2 separate regions of the Homo sapiens genome follow, and region 2 is linked to region 1. A link is a loop called in an ENCODE intact Hi-C map of the cell type or tissue named here. Cell type or tissue: ascending aorta. All regions are shown on one strand. Links, peaks and the distances in the headings refer to the core of each region. The heading gives the core; the rest is flanking DNA.

What was found. Peaks named below come from ENCODE experiments on the same cell type or tissue, not always from the same donor. Only the 100,000 strongest peaks of a DNase experiment are listed, where the experiment ranks them.
Region 2: a loop joins it to region 1, with 2.1 times the contacts of the local background. A loop is called at or near these places in 4 of 110 quality-filtered maps.

Annotation. Positions count from the first base shown.
Region 1 is chr15:68,360,701-68,371,284 of GRCh38, forward strand. ITGA11 (integrin subunit alpha 11) reads right to left here. Exons shown (of 30, transcript NM_001004439.2): 3 at 8,484-8,584; 4 at 4,007-4,098; 5 at 890-1,004. Among named protein-coding and RNA genes, the nearest start is that of ITGA11, 66 kb to the right of the region's middle. RefSeq lists enhancers at 4,089-5,288, 9,235-9,736. In ascending aorta, for the core only: a CTCF peak has its summit at 5,811 (motif pointing left); DNase peaks (open chromatin) are centred at 4,658, 5,261, 5,801 and 6,235; H3K27ac peaks cover 4,000 bases.
Region 2 is chr15:68,419,816-68,423,815 of GRCh38, forward strand. The region is part of intron 1 of ITGA11 (integrin subunit alpha 11); the gene reads right to left. Among named protein-coding and RNA genes, the nearest start is that of ITGA11, 10 kb to the right of the region's middle. In ascending aorta, for the core only: no CTCF peak of the experiment used is centred there; DNase peaks (open chromatin) are centred at 1,606 and 2,216; H3K27ac peaks cover 3,442 bases.

The DNA of each region.
Region 1 (10,584 bases), core at 3,963-7,962:
TCACGTACCCTGACCTCAGGCCTCCTCCTGTGCCCTGGCTCTGCCATTTCCTCTGTCATTTTGTGTGAATAGAATCCATGTCTCATTATCCCCCAGAAAGACGACCTTTCTGCCCCTGCTGGACTGATGCTTCCTCCTCCTCCCTTCCCCAGCCCCATCTGACTCGGCCTTGTTGTCTGGAGGGCGGCTGCAGGCAAGCCAGAGGTGCCAATTCCCGAACCCTCCATAAAACGGGCAGCAGCTGCTTGGGTGATGGTATTTAGTGCAGAGGAAATAGTGAGGCTCAGAGCCAAGAAGTCTGGGCTTGTGGGAGGCAGGGTCTGAGCAGTAATTCCCCAGGTTTTCTTCGCAGGTGGGCAATGAGCAAGAGGTTTTACGTTCCATGAGGCTCTGGACGAGCTGGACAGAACTCCCTGCTGTCCAGGAGCACTGATTTGGTGGAACTACTACCAAGGAGATTTCTGTTCTCCCTGTTCCTTCATCTACAAGGCTACTGCATTGCACAACATCAGGGGGCGCCATTCATATGTCTAAGTGAACAATTCCCCCAGAATTGTGCAGTGCACAGCTTGTCTGCTGCATGTGCTTGCCAGGTAACCTCCTATATACCCAGGGTTTCTGCAGTGAGCCTCCCTTGAGGCTGGGATTGTCTTTGAAACCTTAGCTCATTTGCTCTCCACCATCACACTTGGGAGAGGGAGGCCAGGATTATGACTCCCACAGAGGCCCAGAGAGTGGAGTGATACATTCCAGGTCATCCGGAGAGCTGGGGCAGGACAGTGCTAGAGTCCAAATACTGCTTTCTAGCCACAGGTTGTTGTGCTCAGGGCCCAAGTCTCTCTGGACTGTCCACTGCTCAGCTTGAGGTTGCAGATTTGAAGCCACTTACTTTGGAGAGCTGGGGCCACGGTCTTGGAGAACCTGAAGTTGGAGTTGACTCTTGAACACATCCCTGTGGTGTAGTAGGAGCTCCCACACTCATGAGACCAGAGGGGGCTGCAGGCCTGGGGAGGGCAGTGCAGATCCCCAGTCAGTGAGGGGACCTCAGAGAGGATCGAGGTCCAATGGCCTGAGGCCCACTCCCATCCTCCACGACCCAAGACAGACTTCTATCTGAGGGGTGAGGGGGTGAGGGATCTTCTTTGGGTCTAACTGAACTCTCTCTTGCTGCAATGTGTACTAGTTCCTTTGGTTTCAGGTCTAATGGAGAAAAACTGATCTTGGAGTCTCTTTCATTGTTTTTTCAAGGCCCTGTTCTCCATCTCATCATTTAGGAATATGATACTTCTTCACCCTACCTGCCCACCCCACTCACCCACCCACCATACGGGATCTGGGGAAGCCTTTTCACCCACGGGTGTGAACACTTCAAGGGTCACTAGAATAACTCCTCTGTCTGAGAGGTCGCCTGAAGGGCCTTACTGGGCAAACTTCTAGGACTGGGTCCCAAAAACATGCCATGGCTCATACTGGGGCAGGGGAAGATAAGAATGTCTGTATTCTTTCTGTGAAATGTTCTACCAAAAACACTGATGTCAGTCCCCATTGAAGGACTGAGTGAAGGGTTCTTCTCAGAGTCATTGTCATTAAAAATGAAAGCTCAGCTCCATGCTTCCATTGTTATCCTGCTATCAGGAAACCCAGAGCTAAATTTTGTGCTGTAATTTCCTTTGGTTTAGGGGAGTAATTATTCTACTTCCGATCCCTTTCTTTAATTACTTTCTTTTTAAGCTCAGATCTTAAAGGTTATGTTTTATCTGTGTACTTTGTTGAAGCTGCTGTACATAATGTTTGGAAGTGGCAGGGGACAGAGGGGAATAAAGAATGGATAGATGGATGGATGGATAAGTGGATGGATAGACAGATGATAGATGGATGGATAAGTGGGTGGTAGATGGATGGATGAATGATGTATAGATGGATGGATGAATGATGTATAGATGGATGATGAATGGATGGATGGATAAATGGATGGAAGATGGATGGAAGGATGATGGATAGATGTGAATGGATGGACAGATAGATGAATGGATAATGGATGGATGATGGATAGTGGACAGATGATGGATGAATGGATGATGAATGAATGGGTGAATGAATGATGGCTGGATAGATGATGGATGAATTAGTGGATGGATGATGGATGGATAGATGATCCATGTATGAATGGGTGGATGAATGATAATGGATGGATGATAGATGGTTGATGGATGAATGGGTGGATGGATGATGGATGAATGGATGATGGATGAATGGATGATGGATGAATAAGTGGATGAATGACAGATGGATGATGGATGGTTGATGGATGGATGGATGATGAATTGATGGGTGGATGAATGATAGATGATGGAGGTTGATGGATGGATGCAGGAAGGAATAAATGGAAAGATGGATGATTACATGGGAGATTGATGGTGGATCGATGTATAGACAGATGGGTAGATGAATGCATGGGTGGTTGGATAGATGAATGGAGGAATGAATTGTTGAGAGGGGAATGGACAGATGAGTGAATCAATGAACAGGTGACTATCTATAAACCAAGGATTAACCTACTCACAGAGGCCCCAGAGAATATATCACACCATTCCTCTCAGACCTTCATACCACCTTGTGAAGAAGAAATGTGATAAGGAGCCTGAGAGGGAAAAGGGAGTAGAGACAAAGCCCCTGACGGATATGTGTGTGGATAGGGCCAGGGGTCCTGCTTTGCCTCTGGTTATGGCTAATAAAGGGCTGTGGGCTGAATATACATCAAGGCACCTCATGACTTTCCCTGGCAGGGCCACTATGCACTCAAGTCCCCTTGCATCCCAGTCATCGTCTTATCTTTATGTCTTATTTGTCTTATCTAATTTGTCTTGTGATTCATGCCCCAGATGTCTCATTTGTCAGCAGAAATAGACCAGAACAAAGACTGACACAAGCACCCCATCTAAAAATGGGCAGTAATTTGTACTGGGCTTTCTGGGGTAAATTTTCTCTGAAGTCCTCTCCTGCAACTGTTTCTAGGAACCATCAGTCTCAGAAGGATCCTGTTTGAACCCCAAGCATCGCCCATACTCAACGCAGCTCACTCCAAGGTGGTGGCAAGGAGCAGGCAGTGCCAATCCATTGTGCCGCCCACACTCACTACCATGTGCAGAGTCCATATGTGCTCACCTGGGCACAGAACAGAGACCTGTAAGCAGAGCCTGCTGCTGTCTGTCCCCCAAAGTCCTATTAGACATTACTCGTTTGCTTGTCGCCTCTCTTTCCACCACAGTGTAAGCTCCAGCAGGACAGGGTCTCTATTCATTGCTGAATCCCGGTGCCCAGCACTGGGCTTAGCACATACTATGGTAAGTGCTCAGAAACATCATTGTTTAAATGAATGAATGTTTCTACCACCTCAACCCAGACATGCCCTTTTCTTCCTTGCGAAGGCCTGTCTCTTCTTTAAAAACAAAACAGAAACCTCCTCCAGCCTTCTTCATCTAATCCTGGATAGTTGAGACGGCTTGTCACTCTGTAGCCCTTCCCTCGGCTGTGGTAGTCTGTGTTTACTCATTTATGGCATCCCTTCCAAGTCTTCTTTGGGTGTGTGGTGCAGCCTGCTTCTTTTTTCAAGCCTAGAGCAGAGATTTGACCTCCAGCCCAGACAACTAGCTCCCCAAGGAAAGGGACAGTCCCCCACCAGACTTGTTGGCTATCTACATTTATTCTTGTCCCCTTTCTGGCTGTTCCTCCCTCCTTCGGGATATGCACACAAAAGGGCTCAATTGTTTCTTCTGCCTGGACTGTCCCTGCCAAAACACCCAGGGCCCTGCCACCCGGAATGGCATAAGCAGGGAGCTGGCGGGGGAGCTGCTTCCTGGAATGCACAGGGCCAGGCAGCTTGGTGGTTGGAGTGGGGGAGAGTGGGTGTACAGGATGGACATGAGGGTGTGTAAGGAGACGCTCCACCCCTCCCCACCCCCACCCCTGCCTCTCCTGACCCCAAGCAGTGGCAGGTGGCTCTTACCAGGAAGCTGTTGTCCTTGGGGTTGGTGGCGAGACTAAGGCCGAGGCGCATGTTGTCTTTCCGCTCGGACACGTTGGACAGGGTGACCCTTCCTGGGGTTGGGGGAGAAGTTCAGCTTGCAGCCCCCTCCTGCCCGCCCTCTGCCCAGAGCCTGCTGCTGGTCTGGTCACCCGAGGTGCCTCCCCGATTCTCCCTGACCCTGGGGACCTCTGGCTCTCAGGGTTTACAAAGGCCTTCCCCAGACGTACTCTCAGGACATCCTCACAACTGCCTGTGAGATGAGAAAACCGAGTCTCAGAGAGGCCAAACAACCTGCCCAAGGTCACACAGTGAGCACTCACCGAGCCTTCTATCTCCTAGCCCACAGCTTTTCCTCCTCCAGCCATCCGACTGGAGCCCCACTTCCCCGTGTGCCCCCAAGCATGCCATGGCATCCCACCTGGGCTGGCTTCCTTTGTGCAGTATCCCCGCTACGCTTTCTTCCAAGTTGACCCCCATCCACACTTAACCAGTCCTGTGCCCAACTCTTTCTGTGCCCACTTCTCTGCTCATCTGAACAATCAACATGTGACAGCTGAGAGTTTCCTCTCATGGGTAACAGAGCCAACTCAACGAGAGCCTTCCAGAGCTGCCAGGCCTTGCCCAGGAATGCCATTCTGAAGGAGGCTGCCAAGAGAGGTGCTTAGGAGCTGGGTTATCAGCCTGCTGGGAATAGGGAGAGGGTCAGCTCTGCGGCAGATTAGAATCATAAAAAAATTGCATCGCTTAAGGTTTTACCAGATCATCCTGGAGGCCACCGAAGGAAAGGAAGTGAGTCTGAATTCCCCAGAAGTGTGTTGGGGTGTGTGTGTGTGTGTGTGTGTGTGTGCACGTGTACAGGAAGAGGGAGTGGGAGAGGCTGGGGAGCTAGAGTGTGCAAGCCCTAATATGCAGTGTGGACAGCTCTGGGTGGCTTCCCTGCCTGGGGAAGGAGTAATTTCTTTTCTTTTCTCTTTTCTTTTTTTTTAATTTTCCCTTCCCTCCCCTCCCTTTTCTTTTCTTTTTTTTGAGGCAGGGTCTCACTGTGTCACCCAGGCTAGAGTGGAGTGGCACCATCGTGGCTCACTGCAATCTCCAACTCCCAGGTTCGAGCAATGGGAGGAATAATTTCTAAGGAGGCCTTGAGCAAGAATGGGTTGCATTGCACTGTGTCGGTGACTGGAAGTGTGAAGAGTCGGCCTGGCTCCCAGGGCACACAGGTCAGGAAGGCCAGCTGGTGCAGGAGTCTGGGGGTGGGCCGCTGGCAGAGCCCAGCTTGTCAGACACAGACTGTTTTGTGGACTGGAGGGTAGGGGCAGCTGTGTTTGTTGTTTTTTCCTTTTTGGTTTTCCTCAGTTTGAAGCAAGGCTCCTTTTGAAATCTGCCCTTCTTGGCTGTGCTAAGAATGACTGGGCTCGATTTCTCTTTTGTCTGCCCAAACAAGCTGGAGAGAAAATAACAGTAAAGCCCCGGTGTTTCTGAGATGCCTTATCATCTACAAAGCACCGCGCACACCTGCCCTTTCAGGACCCCTCACGGTCCTGGGAGACCCAGGGGTCATCATTTCCATTTTACAGATGAGAACATTGAGGTGTAGAGAGGGTTAGTGACTGCCACAAGGTTACCTGCTGGGAAATTAAAGAGCAAGATCTTTAGCCCAGACCGTGTGACGTTTCATCCCGAGTTCTGTGTTTTCTCCCATCTGATGGCATCACGGTGGCAGTGGGAACTAGAGGGGCGGCTCCATGCTCCACTGGGCTGGGTAACCCTCGCCCCCTTCTGGCTAGAATTCTGCCCTCCGTTTATTTAAGGAACGCAGACCTCACCACCCTGCCCCTCTCCTTCCTCCCTCTCCCCTGGGACTGATGTTTGTAGTGAAACTGTGCAGCTGGCTGAGACAGAGGGGCAGGGGAGGAAAAATCCCTGTGTTGGAGTTAGACAGACTCAGGTTCAAGTCTTTGCCCAACCCCTCTGTGAGCGGGAGAGACTCACGCCTTCCTCAGCAGGTCTGGGTGAGGGTCCCGGGCCCAGATATCTCCCTACACAGGCCCTGGCTTTGAGAATCACATCACCTCCCCCAGCCCCTGCCCCTCATTGAAAACCCTGACTTTATCCAGGTGTTGGAAGGACAGTGCCAGTGGTAGAGTCTTTCCCACAGAGGTGTGAATGGCTGACACCCACTTAGCCTTCCCTGGAGAAAAAGGAAAGAACATTCCTGGCATCGTGCTGCCCAGTGCCTGGAACGGCCGTAGGAAAACCCAGGACTCAGGTTTCCCAGCCTTGCATTTTCCACTGTGGGGCAAAACTGACAGATGTTCTTTCTGCCATGCATTTTCTTCTCAGTGGGAGAGAGAGAACCACACCTCAAATGAAGAGTAATTTTCCTCCATCCCAACTCACTTTGCTACCCACTGCCTCCTAGGCTTGTGCCCCAGCTCAGAAATGCTTTCCAGGGTCTCATGGCTTTATGTCTCCTCCTCCCTCTGGAGAGAAATGGGGTCCACATTGCAACAGAGAAAAAAAAAGATTGGTTCACGAATCCACGTCCCTGCCTGGACCAGGAGCTTCTCTTGGTGGCTGAAGCCCTGAGAAGACTGCCCACTCTTCCACCACACCCCAACCTCATTGCCTCTGTCCCAACCACATGGCCTTTCTTTATCTTCTCCAACAGGGCAGACTTGTTCCTACCTTAGGGCGTTTGCACTTGCTCCTCCTTTGTCTGGAGTGCTCCGCCCCCACCTGTAACCTTCTCAAAAACTACCTGCTCAGAGAAGCCTTCCCTGATCACCTTCTATGGTAGAAATCCCTCTCCACTTCCATCACCCCCTAGCCACTCTTATTACAGCACCTGGTTTATTGCACAGCATTGATCCCTGCCTAAAACTATCCTGCTTCTTAATTTGCCTACCCGATTACTGTCCCCTTCCTTGGCCTCTTGTTCCCCACCATATCCCCAATAAATAGTACAGTGTTTGGTACACTCTAGGTGCGCATTAAAGGTTCGGAAACAGATTAGACCTGGAATGGATCCTAAGGGTTGTCGAGTCCAGCCTCCTTGCTTTACACACGAGTAAACTGAGGCTCAGAGAGAGGATGTGAACTCCGCATGGACACACAGCAAAGAATTTGTACAGCTGGAAGGGGACTCCAGGTTGGCCAGTTTCAGAAGCCTGTGTTCTCAGGGTGCTGATGACCTGGAACCATATGCCACCAACCAGGCACCCTCTTCCCTTAGACGATTTCCTCACTGAAGTTTGGGCCCCGGCTATGCTGGGTTTTGAACTTCCCACCCATGGTGCTGATGCAGATGTGGACAGCGGGAGCCTCCGGGACCATGTGACAGACAGCTGGCTGCCCTGGGGAGTTCTTTGGGCTTTCTTTTGGATGCTGACCTTTTCATCCATCAGCTTATCTCTTGAACCTCTGCCATTCCCGCCCAGTGAGACCCTGCTGCCCTTCCCATCCCCCATCTCCCAGGGAGACCCACCCCACTGCTCTGGGGTGGAGACCCCGCTCCTCGAAGGAGGGAGGCCCAGGGTCCTGGCCCTAGGGAAGTCCAGTCCTCCAGGGCAAAGCCTAGAATTGCAGCTTGTCAGCCAAAATGGAACTTTTTCTCCCTTCTGAGAGCAGAGCAAGCAATGACCCAGCTGCTGTCTGACCTTTAGGACAAGTGGGAGCACTTTAGTGGACTGGTGTGTGTGCTTAGTGGATACACATTTGCACACACATAAGCAGATACACACATGCATGCAAACACACACGAGTAGATTTTAGGAGGGCTTCGGAGGCTGGGGGCTGTTCACAGCATCTCCCTGTTCCAGAATATGCCTGAAAGCTCTTTGGCGAGGAAAAGCTTGCATTTCCGAAGGGCAGTGCTGCATGGTGGTTAAAGGGAGGCCATAGCCTGCATGAACTGGACGCCAAGCCCTGCTCCTTGTGAGCTGAGTGACCCCGGGCAGGTCCCCTCACCTCTGTATGCTGTCATTTCCTATCTGTTAAATGGTTAAATCCCATATGGGTGTTGTGAGGATTAAATGAGTCCAAATGTGCCTCACACATGGTGAACATTATCGAAGATATCTGAATGTTAGCTATTGTTGTTATTATTTCAAAATCAGGAAAAAGACAGGAAGTCCTTTTTTTTTTTTTTTTCTCCTGGGAGAGAAAACTTTGAGTTGAAGGGCAGTGGCTGAGTCAGAAAGAGGAATGGCCTGGGACAGCTAGGGCCTGGGTTGATTCCTGGTGAGCCCCTGGCAAGCTGTGTGACTGTGGAAAAGTTGCCTCCTCTCCCTGGCCTCAGCTTCCTCATGTGTAAAGTGGGGGCAGTGATATCAGCTGGGTCATCTCATGGAGTAGCAGGAAGGAGTCAGTGTGACCATGGACATGGGCGTGCATCAGAGCCTGCCTTGTGTTAGACAACCGCTGGCCTCATTGTGAAGAGACCACCAGCCCACGTTACCCAGGTTGAGTTTGGTGCAGTTCCCGTGGATCACTGGACACTTGTACACGTCTCCCGTCTTCTGGTAGCCATTGGTTTCCAGTGGGGCGCCCACGACCAGCCTGGGAAGGAAGAGAAGATGAGCAAAGACATTGGGGGAGGTACTCTTTCCTGGCAGAGGATGGAGCCTGGTGGGCAGTGTGGAGGTGAAGTTGGGTGGGGAGGGTGGGAGGGAACCCTGGAGGTGTGACCACATGCAGACCCTCAGGCTGGGACCACTGTCTCCCTGAGGGAGGGATGCTGGGCTTTCAGCATAAAGTCATGGGACCTGTGGCCCATTCTAGGCCCTTGCCTAGGTACAGAGATGAAGACCACATGGGCTCTGCAACAAATGGGATGGAGGCAAATCCCTGGTAGAGGAGGGGGCGATGTTTGAGCTGGGTCTTAAGGGATGAATATGAGTTTGTCAAATGACGAGAGAGTGGTAATGGAAGTCATTCTGACAAAGGAATGATGTTTCTGGAGCCACAGAGTCTTGACCATCTGTCATTACCTGAAAGGGCCCTCATTCTTCATCTTACAGGGAAGCCTTAAAGCTGGTGCCCCAGAGTGGGTCAGGGTGGACAAGGCAGCCAGTGGGCGGAAGCTGCCATGCAGCTGGGGCTCCTGCCTTGAGCCAATGCCTTTGCAACCTTCTTTGGAAAAAGTGTCTTTGCAGATGTAACTAAGTTAAGGTTCTTGGGTTGAGATCATCCTGGATTATCTGGGTGGACCCTAAATTCAATGGCAAGTGTCCTGAAGAGGAAACACAGAGGAGAGACATGGGGAGAAGAGAGACACGAGAAGACAGAGGCAGAGTTAGGAGATGCTGCCCCAAGCCAAGGAGCGCCCGGGACCACCAGAAGCTGGAAGAACCAAGGAAGGATTCTCCCCCAGAGCCTGCGGAGGGAGTGCGGACCTGGTGCTGCTTCCTTTCAGGCTCGTGTCCTTCAGGACTCTGAGGGAATGCGTTTCTGTTGTTTTAAGCCACGCAGGTTGTGATCATCTGTTATGGCGGCCGTAAGGAACTAACACACCTGGCTTACTTACTTACATGTACCTAGGGAAAAGTGAGCAGCCACTCCTTCCTGGCCCGGCCAAGCCCCGGTGGCCGTGCCCTGGAGGAAAAGCCTGCGACCCTGGAGGTGCGGCTGTGGACTCACCCCCACTGATGCTGGGGAGAGTTCTACCTCAGACTGGAGGGTCCCCAGGTCCTGTCCTTAGTGCTCTCCAGGGCCCTCTACGCCTCATCTCTCACCCACCAGAGAGCAGCCCCATCACGGGGGCCCAGAGTGTCCCAGGATTCTGACCTGCCCACTGGGTCTGTGGCACGTGACTCTGGCACACCTGGGGCCCTCTAGGCCTTGGGTGCCGGTCTGGCTCTCTGCTCAGGCCACATACTAACAGTGGCTAAGAACGGTAACCCTTCCCAGGGACAGCGGTACTGTGTGTGGGAGGGGACACCACAGCCCACAAGAGCCCCGAAAGGCTTTCGATCCCGAGGGATGGAGAACAGATGATGGTGGGATCTGGGGCACAGGGACAGGTTGGACTTTCTGGAGCTCTTTAGACCTTGCTCTTCCAGCAGCTTCCCACTGCCTGGTGACATGGCCCAAAGAAGAAGCCACCACATGCCAGCGGAGTTAGATGGTTGGGAGGAGGTGGCCGGGAGGCTCGGGCTGCATGGCACTTAAGTGGCTTCTTGTGGTCCATTGCTCTCCCTGCCCCGGTCCACCTTGGCGCTGTCAGGAAGGAAAGCCAGGTCTGAAGTGGGAGTTATAGAACTCTGTTTGAAATTAAGCGTCTATGAAATAAGAGCTGAGGTTTCTCCCCTGGGGAGCCAGATGATGGCAGATTCTATATATATCCCCTTATTAAGCCCGCCTATTTTTGACCGGCAGAAATTAATTGGACCCATAACATCTGTTTGTCTAGACGAGGTGATTTTTGGCTACTTAATTCTGCAAGTGATTGTGTGGTCAAGGCTGCTCCATTCTTGAGAGAGAGAGAGAAAGTGAGAGAAAGAAAGAAAAAGGTCAGTAAGAGAACCCTGGGCTCTAAGCTTACTTCTCTGGGGCTGCTC
Region 2 (4,000 bases), core at 1-4,000, 55 kb after region 1:
AGTCAGACTGCCTGGCTTCAAATGCCAGGCTGTGACTTTATCATCCGGGTGATCTTGGCTAAGTTACTTAACTTCTATGTTAGCTAGTATTACTGTTGCCATTAAGTGTCGAGACCAGTGTTGAAACCTTATGTCAGTGGAACAGGCTCCTAATATGGACTTTGTTAGGCTCAGACTCAGTCTCTCCACCTGTGCAATGGGTTTCATGTCATCTCCCAAGCCACCAGGACAGATTCTGGCTTGGTGGTTCCCAGGGATTGGACTGTAATCTGGGGTCTATGTTCAGCTCCCACCATCTTTTCTGGGCACTCCCAGCTCCTTCTTGGGTGCTAAACAACATGGCCACATTCTGTGGCATATAGATGATGTCTGAATCACTACCCTTTTGTGGGAAATGAGGCATTTAAAATTTCTGCTGCATGCTCCCTGCCCCCTTGTTTCCTAGGAAGTCCCATTATATAACTAGGTTTTCACTGTGTAAAAACAAGGCCATTCCCCTGTCTCCTTGTGTCATCTCAGAGTCATAGTAAATAGTGATGAATAGCATGGGGCCAGCTGGGCTGACCTGGACTGCCTGCTGTGAGCCAATTTACTCCTTTCTAAGGTTCCCCTCCCTTCCAGAGCCCTTCCTCCCTTCAGCAACCTTCCTCGCTCTGCCCATTTGTAAGCGATGCTCAATGGCCACCAACCTCTTCTTGTCTGGAAAGAAAGCCTTTGATAACAAGTGGACAGGGAAAAGTCAGGACTGAATGTATACCTACCTAGTAGCCTGGGGTCGTAAGGAGGAGGATTGGCTTATCTAAAAGGAGTGATTGATTAGTAAATGGGATTTCTAGCAACTGTGGCAGGCGGGTGGGGAGATTTTAACTGATTGATTGATTCATTCTTGAACTATTTATCACTTGTGTACTCTGGCCAAGCACTGTTCTGGGCCCTGGGATGCGTAAGTAAACTCAACAGACAAAAATCTTTGCTCTCAGGATTACATTCCATCGGAGCAGGCAATATACAACATGAATAAATAAAACAGGTAATAATGTGAGATAATATTAAAAGCCTCGGAGAGACTAAAGCAGGGAAGGGGGATAGGAGGGGAGTTTATGCATGTGAATGCATGCAGGGGGGTTGAATTTTAGGTAGGAGCCCGAGGCAAGGCCTCAATGGGAGAAGCATGTTGGAGTAAACTGCCTGAGGTTTGGTGGGCAGGATGCCGGAGTGTGTGCTGTGAGGAATGGTAAGAACAGAACAGTGGGCTGAGGCCTCTGAGAGGAAACCGAAAGCCAACTAAGGCATTTGGATTTAGCAGATGGGAGCCATGGAAGGTTTTTGAGGGAGAGCAGTGACATGTTCTATCTGTGCTTGGAGGAGCTTCCTCAGGTGGGAGGGGGAGGCTGGATACAGCAGCCTGCAGGAAGTGAGAGAGGTTCTTGGGGAAGAGCATTCGAAGCAGAAGAAACAGCAAGTGCAAAGTCCAAGGTGCCTGATGTGTTTGAAGAACAGCCCGGAGGCCCCAGGGGTGGAGCGGAGTGAGCCAGTGGGGAAGGCACAGAGGAGGAAGTCAGAAATGCAGGAGAGCCAGATCACACGGGACCTCTTACTCAGAGTAAGCGGGGAGCCCTGGAGGGTTTGGAGCGGAGCAGGGACATGACATGATGTGACCTACATTCTGGTGGCAGTCCTCTGGCTGCTGGGTGGGAGAGCCTCAAGGTACAAGGGCGGATGCAAGGAGGCCAGTGAGGGGGCTGTGGCCACAGGCCATGGGAGCTTTTCTGTCCCCTGACCCCTCGTGTAACCTGCCTTCTGGTCTTCCTCTTTTGGGCTGAGCAGAGTGGGGAAGATAGATGGGAGATCAGAGCCTTCACACAAAGGTGATGTGGGGCCAGCCTGGGTGGGGGGTGGGGGTGAGGGGCTGGGTTTCAGATGGGCTAGAATGCAGACAGATCTACGCTGAAAAGAGAGGACATTATGTAGCCCAGAAATATGTACAATTATTATTACGTGTTTATTAAAATTTTTTTAGAAGAGAGTTAAGAGCGGTGATACTCCCAGTGGCAACCGGGACATGTTCAGGACGATGGTAGGGGCTGCTGGCAAGCCTGCTGGTGCCTTTGCCCCTGGCTGGCTTCACCATCAGCAGCAAGCACATTCCACAGCTGATGTTTGGCTTGTGGTCTGGCCTGGCCCTCTGGTTGGTTTCTTCTGTTCTAAAAGGCTTTTAAAGTCCGAATTTGAATTCTCTTTAAGTTTGGGGCATGAATCACTGCTTCTGGGCCTGAAAAGGGGTGGAGGGATAGAGGCTCTGTGCCGTGGGGCGCTCCCTCTCACTCAGGCCCGCACCACTGAGGCACGTCTGTGTGAAAGCTCCCAGTCAAACCACTCCAAGTCCGACTACTCACTTGCACGCTCCCTAGCAACATTCTCCACTGCCTGAGGGCCACCTCCACCTGCCCACGAGCACTGCAAAGTCAACGTTCAGGCCTGACTCAACTTCCCCTGTCAAACCTCTCATCCTCTCATGCCTCTCTTCAGGTTGGTGACACCGTCCTTGGTCTCCCAGACACCTTTCCTTCTCTGGTGACCAGGCCCTGTTAAATTCTATCCCCCTGGGTTCACTCCTTTTGCATCTCACCACCTCATTTCACTCTGGTGTCCCCTTGCTGGGTCGCTGCAGTAGCCATCTTATCATTCTACCTGCTCCCCATCGTAGCCCTGCTGTATCCAGCCTCCCCCTCCCACCTGAGGAAGCTCCTCCAAGCACAGATAGAACATGTCACTGCTCTCCCTCAAAAACCTTCCATGGCTCCCATCTGCTAAATCCAAATGCCTTAGTTGGCTTTCGGTTTCCTCTCAGAGGCCTCAGCCCACTGTTCTGTTCTTACCATTCCTCACAGCACACACTCCGGCATCCTGCCCACCAAACCTCAGGCAGTTTACCCAGGTGAACTCTCTCCCTAACCCTCTTGCTGCCAGACCCAGTCCTTCTTGCATTTACAAATAATCTCTCTCCCACCTCTCAAATCCCAGAGTCCTTTATCTGTAGCTGGCTCACAGTCATTACTTCCTCCCTTGCATTGTAGTTATTTATCCAAAAATCTCTCTCCTGCTAAACCACAAGCTCCTTGAAAGGCAGGAGTTATCTCTTCTCATCTTTTATCCCCCAGAGCATCTCCCAGGGCCTGATTCCAAAGGCTATTGTGCTATTACCTCCTGGAGTGCATGTGCAAAGAAATTGAAGACATCTACCCTGCCCTTAAATAGCTTTCCATTTACCTGGACAGAGAGTTCTTTGGTTCATTCAACACATCTTAACTGAGCACCTGCTATGTCTCGCGCTGTGCAAGACCCGGGGATACAGTGGCTAATTACAGATATGGTCCCTGTTCTCCTGGTGCTCCCTTTTCAGTAGGGGAGATGTCCAGGCAACTGGAATGCTGTATGGCGGGGGAAGTACAGGACACCTTGGAATCACACAAGTGGGGCCCCACCTGACTGATTGAGGAGGTCAGGGGAGGTTTTCAGGAGGAAGTGGCAAGCAGAGACCTGAAGAATAAGTTGGGGGCAGCCAGGAGAAATGAGGCAGAGGGTAGAATCAGACATAGGCAACAACAGGAGTGAAGGCCAGGGACAGCTCAGTGTGTTTAAGAAACTAAGAAGCTCAGTCTCATTGGGGCTGCTGTTGGCGTGTGCAGGTGCCCAAACGTATGGCTCTGTTAGAGGTGAGTCCTGAATGCAGGCCAGGGCTGGCCATTCCTACCTGGTCTGGTTGGCTCTGTCAAAGAGTCTGGACTCAACCCAATGGTTGTAGAGAGCTACTAAGGATTTAAGGAGGAAAGTAAGACAACTCTGTTTGTTTTTGAGCCTCACTTTGACGGCTGTGGAGAAAGCTCTGGATGAATGGGGGCAAGAGGGACAATGAAACCTGAGCTGGGGACCTCAGGGAGGTCCTAGGTGTCCCCCTGCTTGTCCCACCCCGCAGGCCGGCCTCCTCCTTCTTGTTGAT